Linked DNA regions of Mus musculus: region 1 is linked to region 2. The links are chromatin loops, found by intact Hi-C in ENCODE. Cell type or tissue: heart. All regions are shown on one strand. Links, peaks and the distances in the headings refer to the core of each region. The heading gives the core; the rest is flanking DNA.

Region 1 (13,013 bases), core at 2,087-10,086, 81 kb after region 2:
GAAATTGTATCTTATATCGTGGGTATCCTAGGTTTTGGGCTAATATCCACTTATCAGTGAGTACATATTGTGTGAGTTCCTTTGTGAATGTGTTACCTCACTCAGGATGATGCCCTCCAGGTCCATCCATTTGGCTAGGAATTTCATAAATTCATTCTTTTTAATAGCTGAGTAGTACTCCATTGTGTAGATGTACCACATTTTCTGTATCCATTCCTCTGTTGAGGGGCATCTGGGTTCTTTCCAGTTTCTGGCTATTATAAATAAGGCTGCTATGAACATAGTGGAGCATGTGTCCTTCTTAGCAGTTGGGGCTTCTTCTGGATACATGCCCAGGAGAGGTATTGCTGGATCCTCTGGTAGTACTATGTCCAATTTTCTGAGGAACCGCCAGACTGATTTCCAGAGTGGTTGTACAAGCCTGCAATCCCACCAACAATGGAGGAGTGTTCCTCTTTCTCCACATCCACTCCAGCATATGCTGACACCTGAATTTTTGATCTTAGCCATTTTCACTGGTGTGAGGTGGAATCTCAGGGTTGTTTTGATTTGCATTTCCCTGATGATTAAGGATGTTGAACATTTTTTCAGGTGCTTCTCTGCCATTCGGTATTCCTCAGGTGAGAATTCTTTGTTCAGTTCTGAGCCCCATTTTTTAAGGGGGTTATTTGATTTTCTGAGGTCCACCTTCTTGAGTTCTTTATATATGTTGGATATTAGTCCCCTATCTGATTTAGGATAGGTAAAGATCCTTTCCCAATCTGTTGGTGGTCTTTTTGTCTTATTGATGGTGTCTTTTGCCTTGCAGAAACTTTGGAGTTTCATTAGGTCCCATTTGTCAATTCTCGATCTTACAGCACAAGCCATTGCTGTTCTGTTCAGGAATTTTTCCCCTGTGCCCATATTTTCAAGGCTTTTCCCCACTTTCTCCTCTATAAGTTTCAGTGTCTCTGGTTTTATGTGAAGTTCCTTGATCCACTTAGATTTGACCTTAGTACAAGGAGATAAGTATGGATCGATTCGCAGTCTTCTACATGGTAACAACCAGTTGTGCCAGCACCAATTGTTGAAAATGCTGTCTTTCTTCCACTGGATGGTTTTGGCTCCCTTGTCGAAGATCAAGTGACCATAGGTGTGTGGGTTCATTTATGGGTCTTCAATTCTATTCCATTGGTCCACTTGTCTGTCTCTATACCAGTACCATGCAGTTTTTATCACAATTGCTCTGTAGTAAAGCTTCAGGTCAGGCATGGTGATTCCACCAGAGGTTCTTTTATCCTTGAGAAGAGTTTTTGCTATCCTCGGTTTTTTGTTATTCCAGATGAATTTGCAAATTGCTCCTTCTAATTCGTTGAAGAATTGAGTTGGAATTTTGATGGGGATTGCATTGAATCTGTAGATTGCTTTTGGCAAGATAGCCATTTTTACAATGTTGATCCTGCCAATCCATGAGCATGGGAGATCTTTCCATCTTCTGAGATCTTCTTTAATTTCTTTCTTCAGGGACTTGAAGTTTTTATCATACAGATCTTTCACTTCCTTCGTTAGAGTCACGCCGAGATATTTTATATTATTTGTGGCTATTGAGAAGGGTGTTGTTTCACTAATTTCTTTCTCAGCCTGTTTATTCTTTGTGTAGAGAAAGGCCATTGACTTGTTTGAGTTAATTTTGTATCCAGCTACTTCACCGAAGCTGTTTATCAGGTTTAGGAGTTCTCTGGTGGAATTTTTAGGGTCACTTATATATACTATCAATACCTAAACATGATAAAAGCAATCTACAGCAAACCAGTAGCCAACATCAAAGTAAATGGAGAGAAGCTGGAAGCAATCCCACTAAAATCAGGGACTAGACAAGGCTGCCCACTTTCTCCCTACCTTTTCAACATAGTACTTGAAGTATTAGCCAGAGCAATTCGACAACAAAAGGAGATCAAGGGGATACAAATTGGAAAAGAGGAAGTCAAAATATCACTTTTTGCAGATGATATGATAGTATATATAAGTGACCCTAAAAATTCCAGCAGGTATCTTTCTTGTGTTGGAGTTTTCCTTCCAGGATTCTCTGTAGGGCTGGGCTGGTAGATAGATACTGTTTGAATTTGGTTTTGTCCTGGAATATTTTTGTTTCTCCATCAATGTTGATTGAGAGTTTTTCTGGGTATAGTAGCCTGGGCTGGCATTTGTATTCTCTTAGAGTCTGCATGACCTCTGACCAGGCTTTTCTGGTTTTCATAGTCTCTGTTGAGAAGTCTAGTGTAATTCTGATAGGTCTACCTTTGTATGTTACTTGGCCTTTTTTGCCTTGCAGCTTTTAATATTCTTTCTTTGCTCTGTGCATTTAATATTCTGATAATTATGCTATGAAAACATTTTCTTTTCTGGTTCCATTTATTTGGGGTTCTATAGGCTTCTTGTATCTTTATGCCCATCTCTTTCTTTAGGTTGGGGAAGTTTTCTTCTATAATTTTGTTGAAGACTTCTTCAGGTCCTTTAGGCTGGTAATCTTCGTTCTCCTCTATTCCGATTATCCTTAGAATTGGACTTTTCATTGTGTCCTGAATTTCCGGGATGCTTTGGGTTAGGAATATTTATGTTTAGAATTTTCTTTGACAGTTGTGTCAATCTCTTCTACCCTATCTTCTACACCCAAGATTCTCTCTTCAATCTCTTTTATTCTGTTGGTAATAGTTACATCTATAATAGTTACACCTGACTTCTTTCCTAGGTTTTCCATTTCCAGGCTTGCCTCCATTTGTGTTTTCATTATTGTTTCTACTTCTACTTTTAGGTCTTGGATCACTTTATTCAATTCCTTCACCTGTTTACCTGTGTTTTCCTGTATTTCTTTAGGTGAGTTATTGATATCCTCCTTAAAGGGCTCTATTATCTTCATGAGATAGAGTTTTAGGACAGATTCATGATTTTCAGGTGTGTTCGTGTATTCAATGCTTGCTGTGATGGAAGATCTGGGCTCTGATGATGCCCACATATTTTAGTTTCTGTTGCTTATGGTCTTATGTTTGCCTTTCACCATCTGAATATCCATGGTGTTTGTTGATCCGGGTGACTTTATTGAGTCTGTCTCTTTTGTCCCTGGTAGGCTTGTGGCTCTGGCTGTATCAGACCACCTGTAGAGCCTTCCAACTGGGGCCTTTTCACAGGGGCAGAGAAGCTACTTATCTGTTGCCCTGGCTACAGTTGACTTCCTGAAAGGCCTTCAGACTGTTGATTCTTCAATGGAGCAGTCAAGCTGTTGTCTAACTGCTTTGAGTGCAGCTGATCCTCAACTGCTCTGAGAGTAGTGGATCCTCAACTGCTCTGAGTGCAGAGGGTCCAACTGCTCTGAGTGCAGCAGGTCCTCAAATGCTCCGAGTGCAGCAGGTCCTCTAGGATGTATTGGGATATGGAGTCTTCACGGGAGCAGACCAACTAGGCGGTCAGCCTTAGCAGCAAGGAACAGGCAGAAGGGGTGGACAGGAAGGAAGGAAGGAAGGAAGGAAGGAAGGAAGGAAGGAAGGAAGGAGAGTGGTATTCGAGAGGGCAGATTTTTTGGTGAGTGATGAGTCCAGAGTCCACCAGGCTCCCATCAGCAGCCCTGGACTAGGAGGTGGGGGGTGAGGGTGAGGGTGGGGGTGGGGGAGGTTCTTACCAACTTCTGTGAGTACAGTGGGTACTTTAGGATGGATTGGAATATGGAGTCTTCATGGGAGCAGACCAACTAGGAGTCTACCCTAGCAGCAAAGACCAGGTGGAAGGAGTGGAAGGGGAACAAAGGATTTTGAAAAGAAAAAATAATTTAAGTGGCCTATAAATGTTTTGAAAATTATTCAATGTGTCTAGCTATTAGGGAAACGTAAAACAAAACTACTTTGAGAGTTCATCTCATTGTAGCCAAAATAGTCACCTATCATAGGAAACAAATGAAGGCTAATATGAAGAAGGATAAATGGAAAGGGAAGCCCTGTTCACTACTGATGGGAGTGAAAACTAATACAACATTATGGAAACCAGTGGGCAAATTCTTCAAAAACTCAAACCAGACCTACCCTCGGACCTAGCTGCACCACTCAAAAGGATTTATATCCAACACAGGAATGCTTGCATATCACAATAGTTGGGAAATGGAATCAGCTGAGATGCCCAATCACAGGAAAAGGGATAATGACAATATGGCATACATACACAGATTTTAATAACCTAAAAAGAAAAATGAATTTTTGAAAATCTCAGCAAAATGGATTGTACTAGAAACTGTTTTTACTACGTAAGGTACCTCATGCCCAGGAAGACAAAGGCTGCATTCTTTCTTTGGCTATGAATCGTTCCATCTGTATGTTTTAAGTTGGAGTGAATTTTTGTGATTGAAGGGATCTAACAGTATGTGTGGGATTAAAGATCATCTGTGGTATGAAATTAGGTAGATTATTCATTCCAGTGCTGGTGTGGGCTGCTTCCCTGTCAGTTACTGGTCAGGGAGACGTGGAGCACAGGCAATAGTGTCCCCAACCAGTACAGGCTATTTCCGAGATGTTGACGTCTCTTGATGAAGATGCCTCACACTCTAGTTGTAGGCCACAGAGAAATGGAGCTGGAGCTTGCCTGGGAGCTTCATTATGCTTGATGGTGGCATATAGCCCCTCCCCCCCCATTCTGTAATATTCCATTTTGATGTTCTTCCTTTTTCCACATATAAGAGAAAACATATCACACTTGTCTTCCAATATGACTTATCTTTTAGCATGATGAGCTCTATTTCCATCTATTTTCTTAAAAAAAAAAAAAAAGGACTTTATCATCACTTGAAAGTTAACTTGTAATCCCAGTACTTGGGAGGCAGAGGCAGGCATATTTCTGAGTTCCAGGCCAGCCTGGTCTACAGAGTAAGTTCCAGGACAGCCAGGAGTACACAGAGAAATCCTATCTCTAAAAAAAAAACCAAAATAAATAAATAAATAAGAAAGAAAGAAAGAAAGAAAGTTAACTTGGTGAGATGGTAGGTAATTAATTGGCTGGATTATCTCTTTCTATAGTTTATGGATACAGTGTATTACATAAAACACACAATTATTATTTGCCAGAAATTATAAGAAATACATTTAAAAGATGAGTTTTTGTCATTTTATTTTCTGCTTTATTGATTTACAGTCATCTTTATGATTGATTTTATTTTTTTGTGGTCCCATAAATAATGGGAGATTTTTTAAACAACAAAACAAAACTCACTTGAAAGTGACTATTTTTGTCTTATATCAATTAAATAGTTGAAATTTTGGTGGCAGCTACTCAGAAACCTTAGAAGGCCACAATTAAATAGGTGAACTATTCATGTATACTTTATTATGTTGCTATGTATTATAAAATATGAAATAATTTAAATATAGTATTAAATAATAATTAAAATATTAAACTAGAAAATAATATTAAATAGAAAATTTAAGATTTAGAATTTAAAATTAGATTTAGATTTAGAATTTAAGAAAAGTTAAGGTTAGGATATTCTTTATGCATATGTTATGAAATATGCAGTGAATAAATTAATGGAGAAACTATGAGTAAAAAAGAGAGCATTAAAAAATGAGTAGGCATACTATTCATGTGCATTGATAGCAAGGTTCCTAAGTTTGTGGTTAACTGTGCTGTCTGGTATTACCACATAGTTTGTAGGAGGTTCTTATCTATATTTTCAGCGCTGCCAAAACCCTAGTTGACCTGATCACTTTTAGAAGTAGGCTTGTTTCATGCATCTTTGAATAAGGGGGGTGGGGGGGTGGGGAGGAGGGCGGAAATCAGCGGAACACTTCTGCCCCCTACTGGTATGCAACAGGATCATTAGAGAAATGACCTTAAAAAGGTGGTGATACAGTTTATCCCAGTTAGCTTTAGTTGACAACCTGAGGCTGCCTAGAGTAATCCTAGAAGATAATCTCAATTGAGAAATGGACTAGATGAGATTGGCCTGTGTGCATTGCTCTGGAAGATTGCCTTGATGGTTAACTGATGAAGGAGAGCCCTGCACACTGAGGACCCATCTTTAAGCAGGTAATCCTGGGCTTTATAAGAAAGCTAGGTAATTGGGCTAAAGAGATGCCTGGGGTTTAGTTCCCAACATCCACATTAGCCTTATAATAACCCTATAGGTCGAACAACAATATGAACTAACCAGTACCCCAGAGCTCCTGTCTCTAGCTGCATATGTAGCAGAAGATGGCCTATTTGGCCATCATTGGAAAGAGAGTCCCCTCGGTCTTGAAAACTTTATATGCCCCAGTACAGGGGAAAGCCAGGGCCAAGAAGTGAGAGTGGGTGGGTAGGGGAGCAGGGTCGGGGGAGGGTATAGGGAACTTTCAGGATAGCACTTGAAATGTAAATGAAGAAAATATCTAATAAAAAATTGAAAAACAAAACAAAATAGAAGCTCATAATAACCTTTAACTCCTGGTTCAGGGGAACCTGATGCCTCTTACCTCCATGCAACATATAGTCACATACAGACACACTTTACAAAAACAAAAATTAATATCTTAATTAATTGTTAATTAACTAAATAATAAGAAGCTAAAATAATAAAAAAATGTTACTCAAAAGTCAAAAGAGATTTCTATGTCATCTTTTTGCATCTTTGGACCCTTCTAATCCTGAATAATTCTGTCATGTAACCTAGGGAACAGAAGGAAAGACAAAGAGACTTAAGATTTGAAGGAACATGTGATTTTAAAAAAAGGAACTCATTATAGTGGCTTCAAAAACTCATTCAGCACTTCCTCCCTAAATGGTATTTAGAACCTGTTACAGTAGATCCCTCCAGGGAACAGGATACGATTGTGCTAGTACAAATCTCTGACATGCAAAAAAAAAAAAAAAAAAAAAAAAACTGGAATATGTATCAATTTTACTGTCTGGAAATGCTAACCAGAAGAAATGTTTCTCAGACTGTGGAGGAGGAGGAGGAAAGTTCTCAAGAGAGGAGCCAGTACTGGACATTTCTTCTATGATACAACTCAATGCTCTTGGGCTAAACGTCTAGGGCCCAAGAGATGTCTAAAACGAGGTATAAATAAATGATCCAGATTTGTTGTTTAGGCTCATAGAATCTCCTTGCTTTTACTCTTTCTCCTGTTAAATGTCTTCAGATTTTAAACAGAAACAAGTAAGTGCAAAGTTATGTTCAAAGGAAGCTTGAAGCAGATGACAGAAGAAACTTAAGTCATGTTTTCTGCAGTTCTGACCCATAAGAGTACAACACCTAACTTAGTCAAGTTGATCTGCAATGGTGGTGTAGTTCTATTTTGAGAGATTTAGTCATCAGTCACAATGTTTCCATATTTATATTGTATTTATACAATAGTCTCTTATTTTTCTACCAGGATTTGAATATAGGTGTGATAAATTTCCAGTGGTTAAAATAAAGCTTAGTTGTTTAAACATTTTAATAAAGACAAACCTTATATATTCAAGAATGAATTCAAGAACATGTTCATAAATATATAGAGCCTTATAACATCAGGTACCAGTCCTGATGTGTATTTAAAAAACGGAGACTTGGAGATGTTAACTCTGAAAAGTGATGATGGTCTTATATTGGTAGGAACGACCGTCTAATTTAAAGCGATGCCTCCTTCACTGACTATTATAAACACAATTGATATTTTTAGACTATTGATTGTTATAGCCAGGGTAAGATAATGTGTCTTGGTTTGAGGATTATGTTATAAACAGATTTAATCTGAAGCCCAGAAAGTTAACAATTGTTTAAATTAACATTGATTTTATTATTAATGTTGGTAATTTTATGTGTGCTCTTATGTCATTTGTTGCTGCAATAAATAGAGATTTATGTGATTTTTGTAGTTATTATCCTGAAGTCCTAACAAGAGAATGGGTTTACAATGGTGCTAAATTTTTAGGTAATTTATCAGCAAGAGAACTAAAATTCAAGTAAGTAACAGTCTCTGCACACAGCCAAGTACATCTTAGTGGATAGTGCTCAGGTCCAACTGTGTGCAGGTTCAGCTGGACTGTGCAATCAATACAGTCATAGTGCATTTTACAAAGAGCACAGACCAACATTTTAATTAATTCCAAATCTTAATCCCACAGTGCAAGACAAATAAAATAAAAGATTAGTGATGGCTAAAGCTTCCCACCAACAGGGAAAATCTGAAGGATCTGTTTGCCTCCCTTACATCTTTACACCATGATTTCCCCTCCCCCCATGGAGATTGTTCTACTTCCCAGCTAAGTCCCATTCACTGGTTGGTTTATGTGAAGGGGGCAGATCCATAAATGTCCATTGTTTGTAAAGAGCTTCATGCCAATTTATGCTAAAGTCATATAGGCAGACACTGCCTTATATATTTAACTGTAATTAAATAAGAAGTGCCTAATATTTCAATCAGATAAAGGAGGTAACTTTGCATATAGTAACAAAGAAAGGTGGCGACAATACAGTGCCTTGGTGCACAGTTAGGACGCTTAATTATAGTGGACAGGACACAATTGTAGTGGAATCAAGGTACAAAAAGCATCTGGTACTCTGTTAGTTATTGTTTTGGTTAAGCACACACAAATGTGTTTTATTGTAACTTATCTACCCAGCTCTACTATTATATTTAGTTCTGACTATCTATATCATTATATGCAGCTCCATCTATATCATTGTATGCTAAGTATAATCCTTCCTATCCCCTGCTTTTCCGCATCCCACATAGTCGGGTCCTTTTGTCTTACCAAAAGTTTCCATATATATTCCTGACATAGCTATTCCACAATCTTTTTAACACCATTTCTGCTATCTTTATATCACTTACTCCTCTTTCATAATACTAACTCTATTTTTTTCTTCCTCCATTTTCTTTCTCCACTATTTTTTATTTATTTAAGTTTGGAAATAAAAATAAATTTACAATGATACATGCTTCCTCTGATATCAATATCTTACAGAACTTGGACTCTTTGTTAGACTCAATAGATTAACATGCATTTCATTCTCTTATCTATGAACAATACCACTATTTTGATGACCTACATATTATAAGCATACATATATCTACATGCAAATTTAAACTGATATTCTACATATGACAGGAAACATGCAATATTTGTATTTCTGATTCTGGCTTCCTTTGCTTAACATATTAGTCACAAGTGGCATTCACTTTCCTGTGAAAGTCAAAGTATCAGTTATCTGATGGAGATTCAGGGAAACCTTAAAACAGTTTCCATTTGTATTTTCTTGATGGCTTAGAATGTTGAACACTTTCTCAAACATTGCCCCCTTTCTCCTATTGACCACTGTCTATTCAGTCCAATAGCCCATATATTTAAGTGATGACGTTCTTTTACCCTATTTAGATTCTTGAGCTCTTTACATATTCAGAGTACTAATTTCCTGTTGGATGTACAGTTGGCAAAGGGTTTTCTCTATTAAGTAGATTGATAATCATTTTGTAACTCCATGTGCCATTTTGGGAATAAAGTTTTTGCCGTCTGCATTGAGAAAATTTTGGACCTGCCTATCAATTTGCAGTCACATATTGATGTCTATGCTGTGTGTTACCTACACACACACACACACACACACACACACACACACACACACACACACACACACACATGTACGCATGTACCTGTGCACTTAGTCTGGCAATGTATTGCCTTTTCCTTTTATTCCCTCATGTAAAACTTGTAACCAGCAAGCCACCTTTCTTCTTTTTATTAAAGAACTATGCATTCTTTACTGTGATAGGATATATTTGATTTATAGCTATCATCATTTGCTTATGTTCTGAACTTGATAATACAAAGGTATATTGTCTAATTTCCAATAGAAACTTAAGTTGGCTTTTGTAAAAGAAAATTTGACTACATAGTAGTCTTGTTCACTTCAGAGCCCAGTAAAATCTGGTATTTCAAATAGTTCAGATCTTTAAAATCTCACACAGATTTTTGAGAGTTAGGTAGTAGGCAGACAGGGATATATTTACTTCATTTTTGTGATCTTAATGGCTAATACAAGGCTTAGCATCAATTCATTGATCACTAAACATAGAAGATGGCATGTTATGCTATAATGTTTGAAATCTACCTTATCAAACTTTATTTTATGAGTAACAAATCTCAATTTCATATCCGTTTTCTTCAGGAATATGATGAGTGAGAGACTTTATGGCATACATATTCTGTGTCTAGTTTGATTTTGAAATATGGATGAAGATGACTAAGATTAGAGCTAAAATTTTCTCTGTCTGAGTTTTTGATTAAATGAGTTCTGTGGAAAGAGACTCAAAGCTTATGGACCCTTCCTTTTCTGTCCATGTGAATAATAGTGTGGATGCTATAGGTTAACACAGAGACCATTCTAGTAGGTCACCATAAGAACTTTATAAGCTTATATATGTAAAGTGCTAGAGTACATATTAAATATTTATTAAATGATAACCATTTCTTTCAAGAGGCAATAATTAATTGCTTGATCAACAGCGTGCATATTTAGACAATTTAATTCTCCTTAATGCTTTCACACAGATGCAAATATTGGGGAAGAATATGATGAGACCTCATCCAGCCTTGGCTGTATTCCTCAATCGTTAATGCTGTAGTGAGAGTGTAAAAGAGCCAAGATTTGTGTATACAATGAAGGTGGCCTCTTCCTTTCATAATTACACCAATCCACAGGATGTGTGGTATGTTCTGATTGGAATTCCAGGACTAGAAGATCTACATTCCTGGATAGCCATCCCCATCTGTTCTATGTACATCGTGGCTGTCATAGGCAATGTCCTCCTAATCTTCCTGATAGTGACTGAACGCAGTCTGCATGAGCCCATGTATTTTTTTCTCTCCATGCTGGCATTAGCAGACCTCCTGCTCTCCACAGCTACAGCCCCCAAGATGCTGGCTATCTTCTGGTTTCATTCCAGGGGTATATCCTTTGGTAGTTGTGTGTCCCAAATGTTCTTCATACATTTCATCTTTGTGGCAGAGTCTGCTATTCTTCTGGCCATGGCATTTGACCGCTATGTGGCCATCTGTTACCCACTGAGATACACCACCATCCTTACTTCCTCAGTCATTGGCAAGATTGGCACAGCAGCTGTGGTCAGAAGCTTTCTCATCTGTTTTCCATTCATCTTCCTGGTATATCGACTTCTGTATTGTGGGAAACTCATAATTCCCCATTCATACTGTGAGCACATGGGCATTGCCAGATTGGCATGCGACAATATCACTGTCAACATCATATATGGGCTGACAATGGCCCTCCTGTCTACTGGGCTAGATATACTACTCATCATTATTTCCTACACCATGATTCTTCGCACTGTTTTTCAAATCCCTTCCTGGGCTGCCAGATACAAGGCCCTCAACACATGTGGCTCCCACATCTGTGTTATTCTTTTATTCTACACTCCTGCATTCTTTTCATTTTTTGCCCATCGCTTTGGAGGCAAAACAGTTCCTCGCCACATCCACATCCTAGTGGCCAACCTCTATGTGGTGGTGCCCCCAATGCTTAACCCCATCATCTATGGTGTGAAGACCAAGCAGATCCAAGATCGAGTGGTTTTCCTTTTCTCCTCAGTGAGTACATGTTAACATGACAGTAGATGTTAAAGATAGCACATTCCCAAAGAAAACTCTTTTAAATGTCATCCCTGTGAGAATAGAAATAAATGAGATTTATTATTTAGAGTGCTTCACTTTCAAGAGGATAATATCCATGAAAATTTTCACAATATTAACTAATACATACAGAGAGTGGGGGAAAAATATCTTAGTGACATTTTATTAGTGTGGACTTCAAATTACTTTATATTTATATATAGATAACCGTGAAAATACAATTTCTTATGTAAAGAAAGTAAAAACAGAAAACCATTGAATATCTTAAAACTATTTTCATTAATTCTCTGAGAATTATTACATTGTAATGTAATTATATTTCAAAGGATCTCACTTTCTGCTGAAGTGTAAAACATTTCTCTGCCCATCAGCAAATGTATGAGGTAATAGAATGAAGCATTTATACTATAGTTATTTTTGTCAATGCAATTCTTATACTAAATTAGTAACTCTAAAATCATTTATTTTAAGATTACCTGATATTTCATGAGTTCTATTCTTTTGAGAGTAGGTTTCATGGAGATACACCTGCCCTTTGTAACTATTGTTATTGCCTGCAGTTGTAACTATATATATATTTCGAGGCATATATATATATACACACATATATATATATATATACACATATACATACATATATACACACACATCTATACAATTATTTAAAGCCACTTTTAAAGTATAAACTTATACAATATATACATTAAGTAAGTTGTCAATAATAAGTTAAACATATTTACTAAAATAAAGCTAACTGTCAATATCACCCTAGTTTTCTAAAAGCTGTAATTTTTCACATATGTGTTGGGGCTTTAGTTTAAAGATACTAGGGAGCATGCTGGTGTCAGCAGAGCTCCTGTAAGAGTAAATGACTGGAAAGTCCCATGCCCAATAGTTAAAAAGAAAATTCAAAAGAAGTTTCATTGGAATATTAGTTTAGAAATTTCCACTGAAATAGGATTTAATCAGACAAAATACATGTGCATGAACACATTATACCAAAATTTAACTTGCTAAAAATCCTTCCCCTTTCTGTTAAAAACCTAAAGAATTTAAGACAATGTTAAAAAAAAGTCCTGATATATATAAAAGACAGCATTTAGAAGTTGGAAGTGAGCTTTATAACTTTATCATAGAACTCATGAAACCTGGCCAGAGGTTGTTAATATGTGTGTGTACAAACAGTTATTTGTCCATATGTATGCACAAGCATTTTCACATTTCTACACCAGACTCACAAATACCAAACGCTTTTAAAAGTTGAACCTTTTAAAAATGAACCTTTAAAAATTTTAAAAAATGAACCTTTATGTATTATTTGCAACATAAGAAGACAGAATACAAATAGCTCTAACCATAAAGCAATGTACTATGGGCCACACTGCTGA
Region 2 (13,013 bases), core at 3,083-11,082:
GGAAGAAAAATCAGTCTTTCAGAAAATCAAAGTTTAATGGAAAGAAATAGTTTGGCTAAGGCACACATTTATTGATGTGACAATGAGAAAGATGAGAATATGATTTTCTCTTAAGCAGGATAGTGTTTTATTAGTTTTAAAATTAAACTTGTGCCTGACATTTTCATATATATATATATATATACTTACTTTTGCCTTTGTGTGTCCTTACCACCGCAATCAATTTTCTCTCCTCCCAACAAGCCCTCATTCTTTATTTACATGTTTTTGTTTTGTTTCCAGTATGACTCTGAAAGTCTCCATCAGAATCTGGTGGGTTCACAGTGCTACTTAGTTCATGACAGTCACTCTCTAATTCCCAAGGTCCATCAGTAAACCCATTAATTTCTTTTGAAAAATTATTTTTAATATTGTAATGCAATTATGTTATTTTCTCCTTTCCACCTCCAAGCTATCCTTTATAGAATGGCTTGGAGGTAGAAAAGAGAAAATAACATAATGAAAGGAAAGGTATAAACCTTTCCTTGCTCCTTTTCAAATTCATTAAATGTTGTTGCACACATGTACACACACACACAACACACACACACACACTATCTACCTCTATCTATCTATCTATCTATCTATCTATCTATCTATCTGTCTGTCTGTCTGTCTGTCTGTCTGTCTGTCTGTCTGTCTGTCTGTCTATCTATCTCTATCTTTCTAAATAGAACATGTTCAGTCTATATAATGTCATTGTATGTATGTTGTGAAGGATGTTCAATTGTTATTGGATATTCATTTGGTGTGCTTTTCCTTGGGGAAGACTAATTCTCCTGCTCTCCATGTTCCTGAGTTGTCTGTAGTTCTTAGTGTATGGCTGAGACCTTGTGGTCTTTTCCCCATCCAAGTTAATTTTTCAATCACTCCTTTCCTTGTAGATCTTATGTTTAGGCAGTCATTGTGGTGAGACTTTCCGGGCATAGTTTCTGAGATTCCTACAAGATGGAATCTCATAGCAAACTCCTTGATCCTCTGCCTCAGATTAGATGGCAAAGAACAATGAAGAAATAGGTTGACTATTTAAAATCATTTTCTGTTAGTAAATCAACTTTAATAAAATATAATTTTAAGTGAAACACATAATCTATGTTTTAAAAAGTAATTTATATGCAGCTAGAGATGCAAGTCCCATCATGTGTTTTCTTTGATTGGTGGTTTAGTCCCAGGGAGCTCTTGGGGCGGGGAGGGGGGGTACTGGTTAGTTTATATTGTTGTTCCTCCAATAGGGCTGCAGACCTCTTTAGCTCCTTGAGTACTTTCTCTAACTCCTTCATTGGGGACCCTGTGTTCCATCTAATAGATGACTGTGAGCATCCACTTCTGTATTTGCCAGGCACTGTCATAGTCTCACAGGAGACAGCTATATCAGGGTCTTGTCAGCAAAATCTTGTTGGCATATGCAACCAAAGAAAACACATGGTAGGACTCGTGTCTCTAGCTTCACATGTAGCAGAGGCTGGCCTAGTCGGCTATCAATGGGAGGAGAGGCCCTTGGTCTTGTCAAGATTCTATGACCCAGTAAAGGGGAATGCCAGGGCTGGGAAGCAGGAGTGGGTGGGTTGGGGAGCAGGGGGTGGGGGAAGGAGATAGGAGATTTTCAGAGAGGAAACTAGGAAAGGGGATAACATTTGAAATGTAAATGAAGAAAATATCTAATAAAAAGAGAAAAAGAAAGTAATTTATAGTGCCCGGGTTTGGTGGATGCCAAGAAGTGCATGCTGAAAGGAGCCTGATATGGTTGTCTCCTGAGAGGTCCTGTCAGAGCCTTACATATACAGAGGCGGATGTTACCAGCCAACCATTGGACTGAGCATGGGGGCCCTAATAGAGGAGTTAGAGAAGGTACTGAAGGAGTTGAAGGGGTTTGCAACCTCATAGGAAGAACAACAATATAAACCAACCAGACCGCTCCCCACCCCCAGAGCTCCCAGGGACTAAGTCATCAACCAAGGAGTACACATGGCTCCAACTGCAAATGTAGCAGAGAGTGGTCTTGTCATGAATCAGTGGGAGGAGAGGTCCTTGGTCCTATGAAGGCTCGATAGATGCCCCAGTGTAGGGGAATCAAGGGCAGGGAGGTGGGAGTGGGTGGATGGGTGGAGGAACACCTTCATAGAAGCAGGGGGTGGGAGGATGTGGTAGGGTGTTTCCGGGAGGGAGGGAGGGAAACCAGGAAACATTTGAAATGTAAATAAAGAAAATATCCAATAAAAATGAATAAATTTAGTAATCCATCCAAAAATAAGTAATTTATTATTTTGAAAATCCTTTTACACTATTAAGCCAACAGCATAGACATGATCATGTATAAAGTCACTTATTGCGCGGTAAAAGTGATATTATTCCCAACAGGAGTGTCTTTCAGCCAAGTGTCACAATCCTCATCTTCATGGTCACGCACCACCCCATGCCCAGTTCCTTACACAGAGGTTCTTTGTTCTGATCCCAGTGTCACATTCCTAGTCTCCATGAAGGCAGAGGCTTTGTTCTATCACTCCTGTGAGTCTGCTAAGCCAAGTTGTTTCCCCATCAGCTTAAAGTCTTCTCAGAGATAATCTCCCAAAATAATATTATATGTTTTAAAATAATTTTTGGGTATAATTTGGCTAGTTGTATAGCATTCATGTCAGACTCTTATCTTATGTCAGTTCTCCAAAGGCTTTGCATGAACCCCTTCAGTTCATGTTTGTGATCACTCATCACCTCTTACTAAAGGCCAACAGATCCTTGATATGACACTCAGCTGTCCAGAATCCTGCAAGTTTACAGTTGTTTCATGATGGTAAGGCGCTGAGACACTCAGCAAGTTAAACATGATAACAAAGACTGCTATTCCTTTTATTTCCATTCATACCACTTAGAATCTGAATTTTTCTTTTATTCTCACATTTCTGAACAATTTACCAAACATCCAAACATTCCCTTTCTGAGTCCTAATCTTCCCTTCTCCTATGTGGTCTGTTATGGACATGCCTGTCACTCATTTGTGTGAGGATGGTGAGAGTAGACATCTGCAGACATGTGACATTCTCCAGACATCTGGTTTCCCATTGTGAAACAAGGGCATAGGTGTTGTACCTGTTTTCTTCTCAATCTTTTACCTCTGTTCCTTTCTTGAATAGCACACTATGAAATGGACATAGCACAGATCCTTCACTCCAAATTAGATGCCACTTACTAGTTAAAGAACTCATCCAGTGCTAAGTCCTATAACAGAAGTCATTATTATTCCTTAGATGGTCAAGCAAGTTGTACCACAAAACTAGAAATGATGTAAAAGACAATTATTTTCTTTCGCCCAACATGGTGCTTTTGGGATATAGTAGAGTTCCTGGATTTGCTTGCTAATTGTTTATTGCTCTTTAGTAAGGCATCCCACACATGAATGTACATTATTTGCCATTGCCCAATTATTTTCAGCCTATTAGTGTTAACTTCTATCATTTCTTATAGGTATCCCTGAGACATTTTCTTTGCCAAAATAGCTCAATAGTCTCATTTTTTCAAATCCTTCTAGTTTATTCTTCTTATTCATGTGCTTTATTGAAATCACTTACATCTTGACAGAGTTACACTTTTCATTCTCCTTTTCTTCGGTCTCTTATCTTTTGAGACACCTTTTCAAAGTACTCATGTTATCTGGCTTCAGACAGATTCTCCTGCTGTATTCACTGGCCTTGACTTCTCTGATAGTCTATCCATGCCTCTCTGCTTCAGCATCAAATGTTATCTTCACTAACCAGCTGAATTCAGAGCATTGTTGAAAGATGAGGAGCAAGAAATAAAAGGTGAAAAATTAATTAGAGGCTAAACTTAGGCACTATCATGATGCATTAGCCTTCACCTCCACCGTAACAGCAAAGTATAGTAAAGCAAACAGAGTTTACAGCGTCATGTGAATTTAGGATATAATAGAATGATGGTGATTGCCAATCTTTATTCTAAGAACTTCAGTTTTTGATTCTCAGGAGAACCTTCAAGTTTCTTTTCATTACTACGACGAGTTTGGTCCCTATATAGGTGACTTACATAGGCTAAGTATTTTATCCAAAAAAAAAAAAAAAAAAAAAGGACAAGGTGGATTTATCTATAGAAATAGTGTATGGACCAATCTACTTTCTTGTGTTGGTCAAGAGAAACAGTAACATATTCAGTCATTCATTACACCTCAAATGGAGCTCTACATTTCTGCTAACCTCCACAATAAAATGGATGACAGTTGAAGGGGTTAGAGAAACTCTATAGGGAGAGGTAGGAGGCCTCATAGTGCTTCTTTGTTGCCTGCTTATTTCTTTGGGTAGAGCAGAGGCTTTATAAGTTTACTCCAGTCCACTTTGGAGTCCATATTAGCTTTTGTTCCTTGTTCAGATACTGTTTAGGAAGTTGTGCTGGCGACACTTTATGGATGACACTTCTGACATCACTAGGAGAGAGAGTCTCAAAGCAAAGTCCATAATCCTTAGTCTCTTCCACTCTTTCCACCTGCTCTTCCACAGTGTCTTAGGTGTAGGAATTCTTTTGTAGATGTTTCCATTGCTGCTGGGCTCCACAACTCTGTATTTTGTTTTTGATAAAATTTTTCTTAAAACCTACGGTATTTATTCTGAAATAGATATTTAGGGTGAGGGCGTCCACATTCTAGAAAATAAGGTAAATTTTCATTTTGGGGGCATTTATAGTTTGACTTCTACTACTTAAGAACTATAAATATGTAACTCCTTGTGCTTGTGAAAGACATAAATATTTCTGATTTTGTTTTAGGAGCTCAGGGTATAAATTTTTCTGATTTTATTTTAGGAGCTCAGGGTCTTGATAGCCCTTGTGACTATGATTACAATGAACAAAACCCATCACTGAAATCTTTGTTCTTTATTATCATCAGTTCATGTGTCTAAGTTTGACTAAGCAAATGTTAAAAATGATGTGCTCCTGGCCAAGGTGGAGTACCTCCCTTGTCCACAATCACCCTTTCTTCCTCCCTCCTTCCATGTACCAGATAACTAATTCAGTTATGCTGGGCTCTCCTCCTAAAGAGACTTTTCAGCCCCGGACTGTGACAGGAACACACATCTAAACTGTGGGAGAAACTGCTTACGTTAGCAAAGTGAGTCACACTTATGTACATTCTTAATTGCTGTGTGCCCACCAGTTCAACAGTCTTAGGACTCACTCTTGCTATGTTTCCCATAAATGGGGTTTTTTTTTAAAAAATATTTATTTATTTATTTATTTATTTATTTATTTTTATTACATATTTTCCTTAATTACATTTCCAATGCTATGCCAAAAGTCCCCCATACCCTTCCCCCCACTTCCCTACCCACCCATTCCCATTTTTTTTTTTTTTTTGGCCCTGGCGTTCCCCTGTACTGGGGCATATACAGTTTGCGTGTCCAATGGGCCTCTCTTTCCAGTGATGGCCGATTAGGCCATCTTTTGATACATATGCAGCCAGAGTCAAGAACTCCGGGGTACTGCTTAGTTCATAATGTTGTTCCACCTATAGGGTTGCAGATCCCTTTAGCTCCTTGGGTACTTTCTCTAGCTCCTCCATTGGGAGCCCTGTGATCCATCCATTAGCTGACTGTGAGCATCCACTTCTGTGTTTGCTAGGCCCCGGCATAGTCTCACAAGAGACAGCTACATCTGGGTCCTTTTGATAAAATCTTGCTAGTGTATGCAATGGTGTCAGCGTTTGGAAGCTGATTATGGGGTGGATCTCTTTTGTCTTCTGAGAGTCCTTCTTTTACAGACTTAATCTGCCACGTGGACAGTTGTCCTTATTAACAGTCACTTCTCCTGTTGGTGTGGCAGACATTTGTTACTGTACCTTTCTGATCTGTTCTGTGATATGCTAGTTCAAACGACTTTTCTTTTCTTGAACCTATTACTGACCCTATTTCTCCTGCTTCCATGTGGTCATGGTCCTGTTAGTCTCAAGTTATGTTTAGATTAATAATTGATGTGGCCTTCTGCAGAAGTTTATTATTGTGGTGAGATAAACATTGCAAATAACTGTTTTGTGTACACTGTGCAGGTGATTTTGTTTCCTTATTTGAAAAGTATCTGTAAAGCTTCATTTGGCTGTGTCAGTTTCACTTTAGTACAGTAAACAGGAGGAATTTCTTCCAGTTGAATATGCCACAGCCTGTCAGTCTGCACATGAAGGGGCCTGAGTGGTCATCAGTGAAGGATGAGAACTTGAATGCTGATCACAACAATAAAATCAATGACAAAACTCGAGATGGCTTGCTTTTATTAGTAGATTCTATTAACTGACTCATATCTGACAAAACTAGAGAAAAAGAATGAGGCGTTTTCACCACTAGAGGGAAGACAATTATTATGGAGCCTACAGACCTAGGTGTGTGGATTCTCCAGCGAGGACAATGGTGAAAAGACCACTTGCCAGTAGGCGTCATTTTCATGGTAGAGGAACAGGACACTTGCACGTTCTGCCTACCTTCTCTATTCCCCACAATGTCTTCTGAGAATATGTCAGTACTTCCCTCTTTACAATACTTAAAGCCAAATCAGTAAAATATCACCTTGGATTTAGCAAATGCCAGAAACTTTCAAATGATTTTTAAGTGTTAGGCAGTCTTTATTTTAGAAAAGCAGAAAGAGAAAAGTTACTTTTAACTTAGTGTAGTAGAAAGAGACATTTCCCAAGAGGCAAACTAAGTACTGGGTTCTTTGTTAACCACCCTCCTTTTCTTACACCCCCCACATCTATCTCCCCCTACAAGTCTCCTCATGTTCCCAATTCTCAAGAAGTATATACTATATATTAATATACTAAGAACTAATGTCGGGTAACTGAGGCTACCACCCTCTGGATAGAGGAGTATGTCTGAAAAGATATAGTTGCTATATGAATCTATATTATTGTATTGTTTTATAATATGAACTGATTTTCCAGTTACATCCAGTTCTTTAAATATTCTAAGTTGTAATTTACTCACTTGGAAAAAGAAAAAGAAAACAAAACACTGTAAACATTTGTGAGGATTAAGATGATACACCTAAAACTTTCAACAAACACATGGACTGACACACAGTAGGTACTGTCAAAATAATGTTGAAATAAATTGAAATTTCTTAACTTGTGCAAGGTTGTTCTATATTATATCACAAAGTTTATGTTTTAACACTAGGAGTCACAAAATATTATTCTAATATTGGGCTGGAGAATTCCATGAATCACAAAAGTGATTAAGTTGTCTAATGCTGTGGATTTTTCAAAGGCCTGAACTCAAACCGTTTTGATTTTCTTTTCATATATTACCCTCCCAATATGTCAATGTTCTGCTGTGTGTTTGGGGATTATTGTTATTGGATTTTTGTGAAATGCTGAAACAAAGAGAGAACAGGGTCTCCAACAAAGGATCCCATGATCAGTTATGCCAAGCTCTGACAGAGCCTTGCCTTCAGTTGTATCCTCACTTCTGAGACCACAGGACTCCAGCAGATCGTTCCACACCATGATCTCACAGACAGTTCTGAATGAACTCATCAGGTCTCAAAACCAAGAAGGAGGATATCAATGTGAGGAGATGGTACTGATGAGATTCAGAGAAAGACAAGACAGAATGAATGGGTGGGACAGTAACTGGAATGCATTATATACTTGAATGGATGTTTAAAAGAATACATTTAATTTAGAATAATTTAAAAGGAGAATTGCAATATAGCAGAAGGACGAGAGAGGGCAGCAAAGTTGTGTTCACTTTTGTTCCAACAACTTCCACTTCTTCAGAGTTGAGTACACATTTGCTATACTGCATTATAAACTTTGAATTCATGTTCACAAAAAAAAAATCAATGACAAATGATAAATAGACAAATAGATGATAGGTAGGTGGTAGAAATTTAATAGGTAAATGATGATAAATGTAGGTCTTTAAAATTAACCCCCTTGTTTAAAAATTAATGTGTTTTTGAGACTTTCACATATGACTAGTATATCTACATCATCTCACCTTTCCCTTCCTCCCAAATTCCTTTCATGCCTCCCACCTCTTCATGAATGCATAGTCTTTATTTCTGTGATATGTATAAATATTCTATATGAATCTATAAATATAAATGAACTCTGCATCCATTTAGTGTTCTTCATATAAAATGCCTCTGTTATTGATCTGAAGTATCTGCCTTTGACTTAATTCAATGGTCTCTAATCTATATTAGATATAAAAATTAATCAAAAGACATGAAAACAATTTTTGACACATTAGCTTCACAGGTGGTTTGTTTTAAAACATTTCACTAGAGTATGGACAGAGCACAGGTTTCAACGTCTCCTTTTTTCCCCGCTACACCAGACATCCAAACTTTGCAATATATTTATACATGTTTGTAAATACATTCAACTCAATCCAAATACTACCGGCCTTGGGAGTAAAGAAGAGTTTTAAACATGGTCAACAAGGAAGAGAGCGAGTCATACTTCAAAGGCATAGATTAAAACTTCTCCAGCCTTCTGTAACCCTGAAAATCATTTCCTTTTTGAGATCAGACAAATGGTTGGTGCTTTTTACATAAGGCCACTGTCAACCTGTTGTAGTAATTTCCCATTAGGCTGTGCTTTGAGACACTTGCTCTTTCCAGGACCTCTGCCTTGCCACAGGTAAACTGCATCTGCAAGCCTTTTATTAGTCACTCACTCATAGTCCCAACAGCTGGAAAGACCAAATGTTTGTCATTGACAGGAAAAGAGTGTCTTTATATTTTTTTGGTTATAAAAACTACATTTTGATTTACATCCAATACTTTCTCCAGCCCATTTTGGCGTATATAAATGATGTGTGGTTTCTCCAAATCACCAAGGTAGTACCCGGAATCAGGCACTAACATCACCTATCGAAGCACATATACTGGCAATTAATGATTGTTGAGAGAGAGAATTAAATGAGTTTCTTGATTGCTTAGCCAGTCTGAAATGGGCAACTTTAGGCACATTGCAACATCTCTAAATGATCTCAGTTAGATGTGCTTATAAACTTGTATATATTATACACAATTTGCATTATTTATAAAGTAATAATTAATGACTAATATGTCAATAATTTGGAAATAAGTGGGATATATTCAAAAGGAATTGGAGAAATTAGAGAGGCAAATGATCTAAAAATTATTAGTATTTGAAATTCTCAAAGAATATACAAGATTAAAAGAGTAAAGTAAAATGCTTCAATGTATTTCCTGAATTTTTATGCCACATGTCATCTAAAGATGTTATTATACATTATTTCATTGTTGCTCACAACCATTGGATTATTTTATAGTATTTCTATGCTCTAAACTTATTTATTTACATATTTTTATGTGTTTGAGTGTTGTATGTATACATGGGTGTAACTAGTGCCCATGGTTGTCAGAGAGGGCATTGGATACCATGTAACTAGACTTACAGACAGTTGTGAGCTAGCACACTGGTACTTGAACCAAACTCAAGTCATCTGCATGAGCAACAGGTGCTCTTAACCACTGAGCCATCACTCTCCAGTTCTAGTATTTCTATATTTGACAGAAAGCACAGGTTCAAAGATATTATTATTGTTAATGCCTTAATTTGAATTGTATTTACTCACTAGAATATAATTTTCTCAGAGCCACAAAAATCAAATGTTATGAACTGACATAAATGCAATTAAGTTGTTATGACAAGTCCATTATCAAGTTTAGGAAAAAGAATGAAGCACTTTTTCAGGTGTGTTTGTGTGAGAGAGATTTGGGATAGAACTGCATTCAGTGAAAAGAACTTTTAATCTCTTTTATTTAAGAATAGACGTGGAGGGTGCATGTAGACCACTCAGTGTTTTTTGTTTTGTTTTGTTTTGTTTTGTTTTTGGTTGGTTGGGTTTTGTTTGTTTGTTTGTGGTTTTTTTGTTGTATGTTTAATTTTTTGTTTTTTGGTTTTTTGTTTTTTCTTTTTTCTTTCTTTTTTTGGTAGGTGACAGTAACCATGTCTCAAGGTTTCAGATCATGAACAATTTGCCCTCTCTTACATCTAGCAGCAATGTCAGAATGAGATGGCTTTCCCCACCCCTTTACTAGTCTGAGATCCTCCCACCCACAGCAAGGGGAGTGAGATCCTGCCAAGACTCTGATAATATTATCTATTGGACCAGGAAGCCAGGCTCAGAGCCTTGGCTTTCCAACTGCCAAACAGCAGTTTGCACTTTTGTATATTTAAGTTGTATGCTTATTTTTAAAGAAACACCTAGATGTCTGTACAGCCCAGACTGTGCCATGGAAACCACTTTGAAGGGTTTTGTTTTGGTGTGTGTATGTGTGTGTGCATATATTTAATTCCTTCTGCTCTTTCTCTCATGATGAGCAGGTTTAGAGGCAGGAACTTCATGCAAATGCACATGCCAGCCAGGCAAGAGCTAGGCATCCTAGTTCAGGAATTCCCATGATAAATGTAATATCATTACGAAAGTCTCTAGACTTTTTTGACCCTTAGTTTCTTCTTCTGAAAGTAAAGGCCACTAGTAAATTATTCTTGAGAGATCTTTTTCAACATATATTACATCAACTAAATGTATAAACTGCCTCATTTCCCACACCAGGAAGGTCCCTGAGTTTGAGATCCTCTACTGGCAGGCAGCCTGCCCAAAGATTTTTCTTATTTAGTGAAATTCCCTCGGTACACCAAACCTACTGAGCACTAGATACGTGGGTGCTTTGCACGGTGGAGGAGAGAAGATGACCCCCTCTTTCTATTGTCATATAACTTAAGAAAATAACTCCCTCTCCCACACATATTAATTTCCGATGGGTCATTTCTGAAATTCCAACCCTTGTTTCACAGAAGTTTCATATAGAACATTGGTCAAGATTCTCATCAGATCATGTGATGTTATGAAGATTCAGCAGTTCTCATTAACTACCATATGCTTTGTTTCCTTCATATGTTATATGGTTTTTCTCCAGTTTGTTATTTGTCATTTCATATTATAGAGTTCTAAGAATAATTTTTTCATTGTTTTGTTAGTTCTTTGAAAGTCTTATACAGTTTTTTTTGGCTATCTTCACTCTCCCAACTGTTCTCAGATTGATAGCTGCCTTCTTATTCACTCAACTTTATGCCATTAAAAACAAAAAGACAAAAAAAACAAAAACAAAACAAAAAACAAGAACAATTTGTGCTGCTCAAAATATTCTTGGAGGTGTGGTCTTCTGTTGGATCCTGGTTGACTTACCAGGGGCTCTATCCTCTTAGAGACCCCCTCCTTTCCTGGCAGCTAAGGATTGCTAATAGCTCTATAACTAGGGGTGGGACTCTGTGCCATACTCTCTATTCTGGCATTTTGTCTGTCTTGGATTTATTCTGGTTTCATGGATGCTGTCACAGCTGCTGAGAATTCACATGTGCAGCTCCCCTGCTGTGCCCACAGACATTTGGTGTACTTATTGACTCCTTGGGGTTCTCACACTATTACACTCTTCCCCTGTCCCCTCACAAATGGACATAGTATTAAAACCAACTCCCAATGTTCCATAGGCTTTTAACAAACCTGTTAAGACTATTGTGAAAATTGTTTGGGTTAATTATACAGCATTTACAGTAGTGCCTTATATATGGTAAATGCTCCAGAAATATTGGCTGCTAAAATTGTACTTATATATAATAATTTTAATTACTTAATTGTACTTATATATAATAATTCTTTTGGGACACACTTTATTCTAATTTGTTTTTAAATAGTACACTAATAATAAAATTAATATTTATTGAAGGCTCATTCTATGAAAATACTAAAACTGTTTTGGGTAAATGACCTCATTGACTACTTTTTAATTATCTAAAGCAAATGCTATTAATATTCTTATTTTATTACAGTTAAGAAAGCAGTGTTAGTTTTCCCTAGTATATCCAGGCACTTATACACATACAAATGGTGGGATTTAAATTCATCTCTCAACTACTCTTCTTTCATTTTCCAGTGAATTTCCAGTTCCTTTTTCTAAAACATTTATCTACTTTATACCACTTACTATTCAGGATGTTGGAATTTAAGTTTTAAGCTCTATTAATTGTGCCAATTATTGTCATTGCTATTCGTAGTCTATGTGATATCATTGCTTGTGTGTACAGATCAGAGTAAAAATTTGGACTCAGTTTTGTCTTTCCCCACTGCCAAAACAGGTTCTTTCTTATTCCTGCTGGTCTGTGTTTTCTAGTGTATTTAGTGTATGAATTTTGATGGCAATTTTGTCTCTTCCTACCATCTCACCACAGAGGTGCTGAAATTACAGATAAACACCACAGCATCCAGCTTTTAACATGGAATCTGGGCATGAACCGAGCTCATCAGTCTTGTGTGAACGTGCTTTAATCTAGTGAACCACATTAACTGGCCCTGACACAATGTGTTTTTGATTCTCCACTCTACTTTCCTAAATTATTGTAAAATTATACCATGGTACTGAAGCAACGGCTCAGAGTCTAAGCATGTTTGCTGCTCTCCATGAAGACTTGAGTTTGGTTCTTAGCACCCATGCTGGGTAGTTTATGACACCCTGTGACTCCAGATCCAGAGGATATCACACCATTTACTCAAGGCCAGATAGACTATCTTAAGTGGAGATGGTGTACTGGATATACATGATCATGTTCCATGAATTAATTATCTTCATGAGTCTAAAGACTATGGTTTTCTGGCTTATGTTTAACATGTGTTAAAGGCCTTCCCTGTGTTTAATGTTCCAATATAAAATGGTTGTGTTCCAGTTAACTCAGTATGTTACTTAGGATTTCTTTGGGAGATTCATGACAGGCAGACAATTTTTTATATACACTTAGGAGGGGTGTGTGATAGGTAATGAAGGGAGGTAAGTAAAGGGAAAATAATATAATTTTAACTTCCCAAATAAAGAGATAAGAAGACAGTGGAAGAGCACATGTACTAATATACAATTAAATATTGCATTAAAGCTTTTGAAATAATGTTATATAT

Evidence for each region. A loop is a pair of places that touch in the nucleus more often than their neighbours do. Peaks named below come from ENCODE experiments on the same cell type or tissue, not always from the same donor. Only the 100,000 strongest peaks of a DNase experiment are listed, where the experiment ranks them.
Region 1: a loop joins it to region 2, with 5 times the contacts of the local background. A loop is called at or near these places in 13 of 42 quality-filtered maps.

The regions. Positions count from the first base shown.
Region 1 is chr7:103,785,898-103,798,910 of GRCm38, reverse strand. Olfr67 (olfactory receptor 67) reads left to right here and starts at 7,081. Exons shown (of 2, transcript NM_013619.3): 1 at 7,081-7,150; 2 at 10,528-11,699. The coding sequence starts at 10,636. The coding sequence ends at 11,598. RefSeq lists a silencer at 5,008-5,934. In heart, for the core only: a CTCF peak has its summit at 5,836 (motif pointing left); no DNase peak of the experiment used is centred there.
Region 2 is chr7:103,868,010-103,881,022 of GRCm38, reverse strand. No RefSeq gene overlaps it. Among named protein-coding and RNA genes, the nearest start is that of Olfr66, 7.7 kb to the left of the region's middle. RefSeq lists an enhancer at 9,829-12,764. In heart, for the core only: CTCF peaks have their summits at 6,373 (motif pointing right) and 7,762; no DNase peak of the experiment used is centred there; H3K27ac peaks cover 2,234 bases.